Linked DNA regions of Mus musculus: region 1 is linked to region 2. Evidence: chromatin contacts called from ENCODE Hi-C or POLR2A ChIA-PET data. All regions are on one chromosome and are shown on one strand. The core of a region is the stretch at or near the end of the contact, and the rest is flanking DNA. Distances in the headings are between cores, read along the strand shown.

Evidence for each region. A loop is a pair of places that touch in the nucleus more often than their neighbours do. ChIA-PET counts read pairs that join two places held with the same protein, here RNA polymerase II (POLR2A).
Region 1: POLR2A ChIA-PET joins it to region 2 with 16 read pairs in embryonic stem cell. The contact joins the enhancer-like site here to the promoter of Nptxr in region 2. A Hi-C loop is called at or near these places in 2 of 37 maps with a recorded cell type or tissue (T-helper 2 cell and regulatory T cell). POLR2A ChIA-PET finds 5 or more read pairs at or near these places in 3 of 5 experiments (Patski and embryonic stem cell).

Annotation. Positions count from the first base shown.
Region 1 is chr15:79,845,047-79,851,370 of GRCm38, forward strand. No RefSeq gene overlaps it. Among named protein-coding and RNA genes, the nearest start is that of Npcd, 14 kb to the left of the region's middle. Within about 2 kb of position 2,281, at least 2 of the 3 ENCODE cell types and tissues checked have a DNase peak (open chromatin) inside an H3K27ac peak, as active enhancers do.
Region 2 is chr15:79,800,758-79,807,941 of GRCm38, forward strand. It overlaps Nptxr (neuronal pentraxin receptor), which reads right to left and starts at 3,952. Exons shown (of 5, transcript NM_030689.4): 1 at 3,218-3,952. The coding sequence starts at 3,826. The region is part of intron 5 of Npcd (neuronal pentraxin chromo domain); the gene reads right to left.

The DNA of each region.
Region 1 (6,324 bases), core at 1,031-3,530, 43 kb after region 2:
GGCACCAAACATACATGCAGTACACAGATGCACACACACAAACAAACAAGCAAGCAAGCAAGTACATACATACATACATACATACATACAAACATACATACATACACGGAAGCAATGGCCTTCATCATACACTCCCACAACCACGATTGAACCCACATACAGCTTTGCCTTCCTCATCATGATGGAGGAAAACCGTCTGAAGCCATGAGCTGAAACAAGTTGTTTCTTCCTGTCAAGTATTGTGGCTGCAAAAACAACTGATACGTGCACACACGCTTACGGGTTGTTCTCACCCTGAAAGTCAATGCGTTGGATCCACTCTGAAGACCTTTGGAACATACCACAGCCAACCCACAGGATGCTTCAAGGATTTTTCTAAGTGCTTCTGATGTGTGCACAAGATCTACTATCTACTAATTCAACTCCCCAAAATAACCCCGGGAATAAGCAGTGATACTTAGGAGGGCGCTGGCCTCTGCTCTAACCTGGAGATGAGCAATACTTACCTTCTCCATTCCCTTGTCCCCTCCCACCTGACATGCCCCACCCTGGGATATAGCTCCACCAATGAGACTGACAGGGACCCAAGTGACCAATGTGAGTCACAGAGAATCTAAAACAGTCAAGTTGCCTCAAGATCATGCCACGATAGTATGTGCTGCTAAAGAAGGGCTGTCTATGTTTAGAAAGCCGGTACTGGAATTGTTTGGCAATTGGCCTGAATATGGGCATAACTGGGCGACAGACGTGGGAAACACCAATTTAGACCGAGGGACCTTTTGGAAATGGAGTTCTGAGTCCTTCCTCAGTTTAAAAGCCTTCATGGTGAAGAAGCCAAAATATGAGCTGTGGGGACCCTTCCCAGTGACTCATGAATGTCTCCAGGACAAGCCAAAGCTGTCCCTAACCTCATACCCATTCCCAGGATATCACTAAGCAGGGCCTGCTGCTAAGTCCGCAAAAGCTGCTATTGCCAGGTCGATGCAGCTGCCTCCCTTCTTCCTTTGGATAAGTTCCTGAAGGCCTCCCTGACCAACAGTGTGCAGCATCTCCCAGCCACCCTCTGCAGGGAGCCGTGTGTGGTCCTCTCAGCCTTTCCCTGCCCCCTTTGGTTACTTACCCAGTACCAGGAATTCTGTCTGGTCACTTGTCACCTCTAATAAATCATGAGCTCCCTGGGGACAGGAATCCCAGAACCCAGTTCCCCAGACAATGCCACTATTCTCTAGGCAGCTAGTCTTTTCTGGGCTGCACCATGTATCTTACGTGATTCTAAGTGCCAGGGACATGGTAAGCACAGATACCCTCAGCTTATATTCTTACAGAGAGGTAGAAGGAGACTGGACATGCAAGGCAGGGGCAGACCGGTCAGGCAGGTCATGTATTGTAAAGGGACCATGTTGAGGTAAATCTACATCCCAAATAAGCCCCGGCAATGAAAACACAAGTCAATCAATATGAATACAAGCTGTACGCCTAGATTGGGCAGATCTACTGCTACACTACCATCTTTCACATCTATGAGACCCCTTAGAACTTAAGATTTCACCAGGCATTGGTGGCGTACGCCTTTAATTCCAGCACTCGGGAGGCAGAGACAGGAGGATTTCTGAGTTCGAGGCCAGCCTGGTCTACAGAGTGAGTTCCAGGACAGCCAGGGCTACACAGAGAAACCCTGTCTTAAAAAACAAAACAAAACATAAAAAACCTTATGATTTCTCCAGGCCATGTGCTTCTGCTCAGCTTTTCTTCCTCTTCCTCCTCCTCTGCCTCCTCTCCAGCTTCCATTTTCTCCTTCTTCTCTCCCCCCACCTTCCTCTCCACCTTCCCTTTTTATCTGCCCAATCATCAGATCTCCTTTATTTTACAAATTAAGGTGGGAAGCAGGAAATCACCTGAGTGCTGACTCATTCCTTCCCCCCCCCCCCCCCCACATCCCCTCACAGAAGAACGGAATTAGCATCAAATATATTTAGGGCTATCCGCAACAGGACCGGATGGGGTTGTATGGTGTAGGCGACAGGTATGTGTGCTATAACCTTCTTCCAGGGTGATTAGGGGACTTTGAGGAGCCATGTCTGAGCTGAGACTCTGAGGGGGGAAGACGATGCTGCTGCTGAGACCTGGGCAACAGATTTCCAGGCAGAGGGATAATGAGTGGGAAGGCTCTGAGGCAGACCAGAGGGAGTCAGCAGGACCAGAGCCCAGTGGGTGGGAGATGGGGTTGGAGGAGGCGGAGCCTGTCATGGAGCCTTTCAGGCCCTGGAGGAGACCTTGTTCCTTAGACTGCAGAGAGGAGGCTCTAGGAGAGAAGCCAGGATAAGGCGGGGTCCGACCCAGCAAGCTCCACGCAGAGCTTGGCTGCTGGTGAGGTTCCAAGTGGCCAAAAATGTCTGCTTAGTCCATTTACTGTAACATGGCCTCCTGGATGTCTATTCTGGGAGACAGGCAAATGTGACAGTGGGAACAGCTCCTGCAGAGACAACAAGTAAGCTGCAACAGCAAGCTGCACAAATAAATGTGTGGGAGAGGCAGAGTGTGCGTGCATGGGTGTGTGTACCTGCCTGTGTGTGTAAGTGTGCACATGTGCATGTGTGCATGTATGTATAGAGTGAATTTCTTACTGCCTGCCAGTTGGGATGCTGGTGGAACTTTTACACCATCACCATGGTTTACAGAAGACTTTCTTCCATGCATTCTGGCTCAAGGATACCAGAGGCCCCCTGAGGGGGACAGACAGCAGCTCAAAGAAGAGCTCCTATCATTGGGAGAGCCAACACCAGGGCTGCTACAGAGAAAAAATCTAGAAACACCTCTGGTTCCAGCAGGGGGCCCCTTCCCTTCCCCTGCCTTTCCAGGGAGTGTGGGTCAGGTGAGAAGCAGCCCACTCCATAGTCTCTCCACTATGCTGCATGGACTTCTGTCTGCGCTCTCCATTTCGCTGGCAAGCCTTCCTCTACAGCGACTTTCCTGGGTTTGGGGGATCCTATTACTTCAGATTGGGTTGTTTTGCTTTCCACTTCAGATTAAAGCCCAGCACTTCCTGGGGGGGCAAGTATGGGGGCTGCTGGGGCTGCTGAAGGTGGGACACCTTGTGCTCTATCTATAAATCCGCCGATCATTCCATACCCGGCCCTGGTTCAGGGCCCAGCACTGGACTGTGGAGGCTGCCACTGTCACCATGCTGCACACTGCCAGCTCTAGCCAGCATCCCAGTGGCCCTGTTCCCAGATGGGACCGTGACACCCAGCTGGAGTGCAATCTCCTCCTGTAGGGCAGCGGGCATGGGGGAATTAAGGGAGTGGGAGAAAACCTGTGTTCTGCCAGAGTTCCAGTGCTCTGGGTGGGAGGACTCGTAAGACTGCCACATGCTTTCCACGTGGCCCTGTGTGGGTGTCTGGCTGTGGGAAGCCATGGAATCCCAGCTCAGCAGGTGATGGACAAGGGGAAGTCCTAGGTAACAGGTTCTCAGTCTTGGGCATCCCAGACACTGCTGGACACCGCAGAAGAGCTGAGAACAAATGGGGGCCCTGGGGCCAAAGGGAGGAAAGGGCAGGGGGAGAGGGGACACTGGGTGGTTCCCACGAAGGTGAGAGTCCTTGGTCCAGTCAGTGGCTGGAGCGCAGGAAGACTTTCTGGCGGACGGGAGGTTAGACAAGGCTCTTTAGGGGAAAGCCTATCCCATCGTTCAAGCACGGAGGGCCTTGATGAGCAGACACTGTCTATGGTTTTAGAGCTTTATTGTAGAAAGGCAGGAAGAAAGAGAGAAGGTAGAAAGAGGGAGAGAGGCCAGCCATGGCCACAGAGAGAGGGTGGGGTAAGGGAGAGAGAGAGAAAAGGAGGGCTAGAGAGGAGAGTAAGAAAGGTGAGAGCTTAAAGAGAGCGAGGAGGAGCCAAGCAGCCCCTTTTATAGTAGACTGGGCTATCTTGCTATTGCCAGGTAACTATAGGGAGGAGCATACTTGCCTATAGTCAGGTAACTGTGGGGGTAGACTCTAGTCAGAATGCCAGGAGCTTGGGACACTGTCTGTGTGACTTATAGTCACAGAAGTATGGAGTTGGGGGCTCTGTGGTGTCAGGCAGCTGTCTCTGGGAATGTGACTTGCTGTTCCTTCCTTTGTAGAGTTTTCTACTGGGTCGCTGGAGCAAACTTCAGTCAACCAAAATAGGCTGCCTTTCACGACCCCACAGTAACCTTTTCCTTTCTCATTCTCTGGGGCCTCCAGGGGACCCTTTGGATGAGTGAGAGCATCTAATATTATCAGGTTTGCCTCCTGAGCACACAGCCCCCAGAGAAGAATAGAAAAACCCAGGCTAGGCTTGGGGACATGTCTGAATGTCCCCAGGAGGGTCTCTGTAGGCATGAGCTGCACTCAGGTAAGTGGGGAAGCCAGACAAAGGCAAGTGACTGTGTCCAGCTGGTCATAACATCAATTTAAAAGCAACTTCTATGACATAGTCCCTACTGTAGGACACTGGCCCTGGCTTCAGTCACTACCAATGTGGATCACCATCTAGTACCAAGTACTGACATCAAGTGTTTCTGGGGCTGAGTGTTGATTTCCGACAGAGCCTCCAACTGCAGATTCCCTCAAGGAGGCCTTTCCTCTACTCCAGATGTCCCCAAGTGTCCAGGGCAGGCCTCTGCCTGGATGGGTTGTGTCTCAAAGTACTATTTGCTATGAAGAAACATCATGACCACGGCAATTCTTACAGAGGAAAACATTTAATTGGGGCTGGCTTACAGTTTCAGAGGTTCAGTCCATATCATCATCATCATGGTGGGAAGCATGGCAGCATGCAGGCAGACATGGTGCCTGAAAAGTCTAGAGTTCTACATCTTGATCTGCAGACAGCAGGAGGACACTGGGCACAGTGGAATTAGGGGCTGGCTTACAGTTTCACCTTTACAAGGGCCCCCAGGATTAAATATTAGCCAATAGCCTTGCAAGGCAAGTACATTTACCCAGAGAACCAGCTTATGGGCCACAAGACTGTGAGGAGAGAAGAAAGGAGGGAGGGAAGGAAAGAGGGAGGAAGTAAGGGAGAAAGGAAAGAGAAAAGAGAGAGACATGGTGTGGTAGTACCCACCCATAGTCCTAGCAATCGGGAGGCAGAGGCAGGAGAATCAGGAGTTCAAGGTCATCCCTGAGAACTCATATAAAAAGAATAACAGGTGCCTGGGGCTGGGGAGGTGGATCAGGGGGAAGAGCACTGGCTGCTTTGCAGAGAGCCTATGTTTAGTTCCCAGCACCCACATGTGATTACAACCACCTGTAACTCCAGGGATCCAGTGCCCTCTTCTGGCCTCTACAGATACTGCATTTATGTGCACACACCCAACTTCCTCAAAACCAAAACAAAACACAGAAACACACGCATAGTCAAAAATAAGAAGAAATCTTTCTTCCTCATGGAAGACCTTTAAACTACTCATGGCAAGATATGAAAAGGTCCTCATTTCTGTGAACTGTTTGGTTGGTGTCTTAGTCACTCTTCTCTTTTGTTTTTGTTTTTGTTTTTGTTTTTCGAGACAGGGTTTCCCCGTGTAGTCCTGGCTGTCCTGGAACTCACTTTGTAGACCAGGCTGGCCTCGAACTCAGAAATCTGCCTGCCTCTGCCTCCTGAGTGCTGGGACTAAAGGTGTGTGCCACCACGCCCAGCTCTTCTCTTGCTGTGATAATCCACCATGACCGAGGCACCTTACAGAAGGAAGAGTATGATTGAGGCTTATAATTTCAGGCAGGTAGGTGCCCATGATTGTGATGGCAGGGAGCAGGGCAGCAGGCAGGCAAACACTGCACTGTTAGCGACAACTGTAGCTCACATCTGACCCACACACAGAAAAGCAGAGAGAGCCACTAGAGATGGCAGGAGGCTTTTGAAACCTCTAGCCCACTCCCAGGAACACATGACACACGAGGCTACACCTCCTAACCCTTCCCAAACAGCCACCAGCTGGGGACCAAGTATTCAAATCTATGAGGCTATGGGGCCATTCAAGTTCAAATCACCACAGTGGGCAAGTTCGCACAGTACCTTCTATTTTCTTACAGTGACTTTTTTTTTTTGAGGTGCAAGGGTCCCCGAGGTGCACACTTGGGAATAGAGCTAGCTTTCCTTCCAATGCTCGCTGGACTCGGGTCAGCAGTGACGAGGTAGGGTTGGGCAAGCACACTGCTCAACCATGTTTCAAATTTTTAACTATTGAGCTGCAGAGTTCAGTGGTAATGTTCTTGCCTAGTGTGCCTGAGGCCCCGTGTTCTATCCCAAACCCAAGGGAATGGGGAAACGAGGTTGTCTTAATTAGAATTTATTGCTATA
Region 2 (7,184 bases), core at 2,702-5,201:
ACCGCGGCTCTGCTCCAGAACGGGGCAGGGCAGGGTGGTGGAGGGCAGGGTTTGTGTCAAGGAAAGACACTAATCCTGAATTTCTACCCTACACACACATTAGCACAAAAACGGAACTCCGGGACAAGCCAGCATGGCCGGATGCCACGTAAATGGACCTGCTCCTTTGGAAAGCGGTGCTTGGAAATGAACATCCCCTGACCTGAGAATGGCTCTCCCGGGACTCCAGCTAAAGGCTCCATTCAACAGACTGGAGAGGAAACAGACAGCTTCACCACCGTATGCATAATAAGAGAAGAACCAGAGGCAGCCTGTGCCTATCCAAGGCACACGGGCTAGTGATGGATGGATGGGGGGCAGGGGGTTGGTGGATGGTGCTTCTCCCCTGGCCTGTTACAGTGCCTGCTAGTGGAGTGGTATCAGGGAGTGCAAAGGGGAAGAGAATAGAGGAATTAATTGAGAAATGTCTCCTCAAACCTGCAGACTTTTGTTTGTTTGCTTGTTTGTTTGTTTGTTTGTTTTCGAGACAGGGTTTCTCTGTGTAGCCCTGGCTGTCCTGGAACTCACTCTGTAGACCAGGCTGGCCTCAAACTCAGAAATCTGCCTGCCTCTGCCTCCCAAGTGCTGGGATTAAAGGTGTGCGCCACCATGCCCTGCCCCAGATGTTTTTGTTTTTGTTTTTGTTTTATGATCAATAAAAATAAGTAAGTTAAGGAAAAAAAAAGATGAATGTTTTTTCTGAAGTCCTCAAATATGGCCCCCATCTGAGGTGGGGTGTGAGGAGAAGGGCAACCTTCCCCGATCACATATTGGAATCAGATCTGGCTGGAGCGCACATGACTCTGGGGTGCAGAGGTGGGTGGCTTAGGTGGGGGGCACAGCATGGTCAGGGAAGAGGCCTCTGGGGGGGATTGATGTGCTAATGTGGGAACAGTTGGACTGACCCAAGCAAAGGTGGAAGAGACAGAGAGATGAGGCTGGAGAGTCAGACCAGATTCAAGCAGCTGGCCAGGTTCAGGCTGAGGAGTGTGCCCCCATGGAGGACCCCAGGGTAGGCTCTAGGAATAGCCCAGATGTGCGTGGAAGAGAGAGACCAGCCAACAGGTAGCTGAGAGTGAGCACACAGGTGCCAACAGGATCTGTGGGTCATGTGGAGTGGGCACTGGAAGCCCCTGCGTGTGACTCAGCCCACCCAGGGGACCAGAGAGCCAAGAAGGACCTTGAAGCAGGCAGAGATGCTGTGGGAGAGTAAGCAAGGGGCAGGGGAGATGCATCTAGAAGCCAAGAAGGAAGGAAAGAGGTCAGAGGACTGATGGGGTGTCAGCAAGGCAAAGAGTGAAAAACCCCCTTCAGTTTATCACCTCTGGGGACATTAGCAAGAGCGCATTCAGGGTACTACTACAGCTGTGACAGCAGACCCTGTAAACCTGGGGTTTTCACCTACACTGAATGAGAAAAGAGGGGGAGAGACCAGGCAGTGGCCAAGAAGTGCATGAGCCCCCCACTGAGAGTGGCAGTGTGACCCTAGGGCATTGACTCTGGCTGCTGCCAGGATCAGAGACCAGACCATGTCTGTCTCACTCGGCAAATAGGAGAAGGGGAATGTGGAGAAGCAGGGGGGTGGGGGGGGATGCCCCCAAGCCTGAGAAGCTGACCTACTGCCAAGTCCCTGCTGCCAGGATCCCTCAGCCTCGGCAGGCCCACTGCAGGGAAGCCTACCTGGACAAGAGCCAGGTGCCAGGGAGCAGGGTCAGCACAGCCGTGCCAGTCACAGCCGTGGGAGGAGCCACCTGTGCCATCTCTGGTGCCAGGGCTAGGGCATGGAGAGAAAGTTGAGGGAAAACTCAAATGATTCTTACATTAGTACAATCTTAAAGGGAGAATTTGCTCCTATTTATGTGTTTGCTTATACCTTTGCCACTGGAGTGTCTGTCTGGTGAGATGTATAGTGTCATGATGCCCATTTTACAGGTGAGAAGACTGAGGCTCCCCTCCCCTGCAGCTTTTATCTGTTCCCCACCCCCCTCCACTGCTTTTGGCTTTAAGAACTTCACCCCTGGGCCGAGAAGCAGGGTACTTGCCTGGCTTGTCCTCTCTCTCTCTCTCTCTCTCTCTCTCTCTCTCTCTCTCTCTCTCTCTCTTTCTCTCTCTCTTTCTCTCTCTCTCTCTCTCTCTCTCTCTCTCTCTCTCTCTGCCACTCAGCTCAGGAGGTTTGAAATGGATTTTCTTATCTCCATAAAGGGAGTGGAAGCCCTGGAGGTGGTATGAGGAGACTGTGGTCTGATAACTCTGAAGGTGGGGGTTCAAGCAGCTGACTTCATGGTGGTCTGCTGGGATGGAGCCTACAACCTTCCCACAGGTATCTCCTCAGCTTGAACTTGGAGCCCTATACATGCTCTCTCTGCCCATTTAATTTGTCCATGCTTTCACTTCACCCTTGCCTTGCCCAGCTACAGCCTGGGGGAGGAGGCTGGGGCCACAGCATCAGCCCTATCTCGCCCCTCCTTCGAGGATTTATTCCGTGTCTGGAAATCAGTCCATGTCTGGGAATGGCCAAGGCTTTCCTGTCTGTTTGTCCTGCTCAATCTATCTTATCTATTTGTCCCCAGACTGGGAATTTGTAACAGAGAGGAAAGGGACCATAGGCATAATCAGTCAATGCCTTAGCATCACACACAAACCCGAGAAGGGTCCCTACTCCCCGGGGACTCCTTGTATCTGACCTGGAAAAGGAGGCGGAGGGAGCTAAGTACACCCCTATTGAGGAGTCATCCGCTGATTTACCCCAAGAGTTCAGAGCTTCAGGTACATAAAGCTGGGCGTGGCCCGGGGATGAGAGGTGATGCAGGCGTGCAGGTTGGTGCTAATGAGGCACTCTTGGGCTTGCCAAGACAGCTAACGGTACTCCTAAAGGTAGTGAGTACGGGGTGGGAGCTGCTCTAGGTTCCCGAGGAGAGCATCTAAGGAGACCATGTGCCAAACATCCCCACACCTGCATCTCAATCAATTTTCACTACAAGTGGACGCCGTTCTCCCATTCTCGTGCCCCGATCACCGTGCCAGGTTCCCACCGGCGATTCGGACCAGAACACTTCCATGGTGCCTGCCAGGGGCATGCTTCAGGTGACCCGACCGCAGCTCCAGGGACCCGGGACCCCCGCGCCGCAGGCTGAGCAGGGCCCCTCCACCCCGTGTCCCCCGACGGCGCACCACTCACCTCGATGCGCTCGATGCGGTCTCGCAGCGCGCGCACCGCGTCCTCCAGCTCCAGCAGCAGCGCAGGTGAGTCCCAGGCGCCGTCGGCCATGGTGTCGCGGCGGGGCCCGGCGTCCTGGAGGCCGCGCGGCAGGCCGCTCTCACAGCGGCCCAGCTTGCCGGTGAGCTCGCGGATGGTGTCCCGGTCTGCGCGGATGCGCGCCTCCTGCTGCAGCGCCGTCTGGCGCAGCTGCTCCGCGGTGCTCTGCAGCAGCAACAGCTCTGCGCGCTCGCCTGCCGCGTCCCCCTGCTCGGCCCCCGACGGGCAGGCGGCGGCCAGCGGCGTACAGAGGAAGCGACTGAGCAGCGGCACGGGCGGCGGCGGGAAGACGCTGGCCGCGGGCTCCCCGGGCAACACCGAGGGCCCGGCCGAGCCGCCTGCGCTGTGCAGGGCGCTCAGGCTGCGCTGCGGACCCGAGCCACCGGCGGCCGAGGCGGCCGAGGCGTTGTCGGTGCCGCCGGGCAGCGCGCGAGCGGGGCTGGCCGCCAGGGGCACGCTGGCGATGATGCAGATGACGGCACCGAGGAACGCCAGCATGCCCGCGGCCAGCAGCACGGCCAGGAACTTCAGCGTGAGGCGCGGAGGGGGCGCGCGAGGCCCCCGGCAGGCGCGGCGGCGGGGGTCGGGGCGCAGGGCCCGGGAGCGCGGGAGCCGGAACGGGAGCCGGAGTGGGAGCCGGAGCTGTCGCCGCGGCCGCTACTGCCGCCGCTCTGAGCCCGCGCGGCGGGAGGAGGAGGAGAAGGCGGGCGCGGCGGCCCCGCCCCACTCGCTCCCCCGGGGCCGGCCGAAGCCCAGCCCCGCACCCGTTCCGTGCCGGGAGCCCGACTGCGTGCGCCACGCCCAGGGCTTCATCTCACTCAGAAGGAGGTGACTGGATGGCTACGTGGCGGCTGGGTTCTAAGGCGACCCTGCGTCCTGGCCTCTGGTCCTCTCCGGGTCCTCCCGCCCCCCGGAATGCCCATAGCTGTGTCCCTGCGGGGCTCTGGCCTCAGCACGCTGCAGCCTCGGTTGCAGTTAACACCAGTCTGAACACGTTCAAGATACAAATGAGGAAACTGAGGGCCCTGGGCTCAGCGTGATGCCGGCTCCGTTGTAGTTAAGCCTCAGCCTGAACATGCTCCTGATAACAAAGAGGAAACTGAGACCCTCTGAAACTGAGGCCAAGTGGCAGCCCAAGGTCACAGCTAGAATGCATTTGAAGCAGCATTGAGGTGAGCCACATCTGCCTGGACAGGACTACTAAGGTGAAAGCTAGCGATCAAAGAGACAGCAGTCGAGGGTGAGGAGGCCTAATCTGTTTCTGCTGTGGTCACCTGAGTGTCACCTGCTACCTCCTCTTTCCAGAAGAGCAGGTTCGCTCTGCTCCAAGCACCCCATCTGAGCCCTTAGGTCTGCAAGCATCAAAGTTGCCAGAGGATAATCCCCTAGCTCGCTGCAGCCTCTGTCAGAATGGCAGGTGGGATGCAAGCTGGTGGGCGCCAAGACCAGGCAGGAGTGGGCTATGTGTGTAGGTTTTACTTTATCGTGCCTAAAATGCCTCTATATATATTCTGTTGAAAATTAACTTTGCAATGAAAAACGTTAAAAATCTTCCCACCCTTTCCAGTCCGGCTTCAGCCCTGCTGTTCTGCAGGCTGTCTCTGCCTGGGATGGATTCCTGAGCTGGAAGAACCCCTGGAGGCCATGAAGGTTCACGCTGCAGCCTGGTAATGGCTCACTAAGTCCTGAGCCAAGTCTTGACCATCTCAAAAGTCTCTGACTCCCCACAGCTACCAACGTGGACATGACTGGGGACCAGGACCTTTCTGAGGAGGCAGCAACCTCCAGAATCCTGGGGGACCTTGCCTGGTCACTGGCACCCCATTGGAGGTCCATGAGCATCCGTTCTGACTCCCTTCATTTTCCAGGCTGGGGGTTATGTCACCTCTGCTCACCCACACCCTAGAGTCAGGGATTGTTGTCCAGATATGCTAGTGAGAGGCACAATGCGGGCTCTGCTCATCATGAGCACCCAGAGCTGCGTTGATGACAATTAATAACCTGAGACCCCAGCCCAGGCAGCACGGCTCAGAGGAAGCATCCACAACTGGAGATCTAGCCTCAGATCTTTGGAGGCAATGACAGGCATTGGGCCCCCTACAGCCTTAGGGGTAGAGACGATATCAGCACCCCAGCTGATTCTAGTATGTCCATGAAGACAGACACGCAGACAAAAATCCCGATGGAAAATGTTCTTCAAGGGCCAGGAATGCCAGGAGAGGCCAAGAGGAAGTCACTCCCAGTAGCAGAACAGTCAAAGGTAATTTGAGTGTCGTCAGCCACCCTGGGAGTTCCGAGGCAGCTGAGTGGACAAGTGCAGGGGCTGGAGGTGGATCTTGTTTAAACTAGTCTATTAATTGCTTGGCATGACTATTAAGCCAATGGTATTAATAAGTCACACACACCCTGCTTAAACACCTGCGGCCGGCACCCCATCTCCTGTTGGCAACTATCTTTACAGGGATATCTACATGGTAACAACTTTGGAAAACATTGTATTGTCCTCTGAGGAGAGAACAGGTTTGCTTGCTGATCAGAGTACAGTTCACATCTCTGGGACCACAGTGGGGTGGGTCAGCTGATAGACCATCAAAAGAAGACCGAGGCTGTCTCAGCTCACGGTGTATTGGCTGTACTGCAGACCTACAGTGTGTGTCTAAGTTCCTATATAATTCCATGAAGGCACTGGGGGCTATTGTCTACATGCAGTAAATGCTGCCTGTTTTGATGTGAATAAAGTCTCTCTCTGCCTCCCCACTCCCATCCCCCTTGTCCCCCACCACCACTTCTATCCCCACCCCCGTCCCCAGAGGGGAGATTCTTGACTTTTCTCCAGCATCTGTGAAACCTGCTGACTTGCTGGTTTGTTTTTGTTTGTTTTTGAGACAAGGTCTTTCTATGTAGCCCTTGGAGGCTTGGAACTCTGTCTCAAGTTCCTCAAGAGACCAGGTTGGCCTCAAACTCATAGATATCCCTCTGCCTCAGCTTCAGAGAGCTTGGATTAAAGGTGTGCACTGTTGCACTTTGCCCTAATTTGCCAGTTAGCAGGTGAGGTGGATCTCAGGCCTTTCTTGACACCTTCTGTGTCCCCCCCTCTATAAAATGAGGAATGTGAGAGTATACAAAATATAAAATGAGAGTACACAAAAAAATTTCTCTCTGGACTGGGGAGTGCTCAGCTGGCAGAGTGCCTGGCTAGCAGGCATGAAGCCCAGGTATCACATAAACCAGGAAGTGGTACATGTCTGTAATCACAGCGTTTGGGAGGTAGAGACAGGAGGATCAAGAGTGCCAGGTTATCCTGGGCTTCATGAGACCCTGTTGAAAGACAGGGGTGTGGGGACAGGGAGATACAGAGTCACAGAGACAGAGACATGTACACACAGAGAGAGAGACAAACAGAGAAAGACACACAGAAACACACAGAGACAGGCACACACAAACATACACAGAGGAGAGAGACAGAGACAGAGAGACAGAGAGAGACAGAGAGAATTGGTAATCTGAGCATAATTTGGTTCTCCATCCTTGTGCCCGCTGCCTGCAGCGATCTCAGACTGTGAATTCTCCAGGCACGGCAGCACCTCCCAGCTCGGCACTGGTCCTGCAGCATCACATCCTTCATTTCTCTCTAGCCCCAGAACTCAGCACAGCCCCTTCCCCTTCTCCAGTAGCTTCTTGGAGAATACTTCCCCACAGGCAGTGAGTCCCATCTCTTCTGGAATTGCCCCCTCCATAATCCTAACAAAGATCCTACAAGGATGGGCAGAGGGGTGTCCTCAGGAAACCTCCCCTAAGACCAACAGCACTCTTGGTTTTCCTCACAAGTCTTACATCATCCCTTCTTTACTTTCTCTTTGAGTGCTGGTATAGAACCTGTACGTGTTAC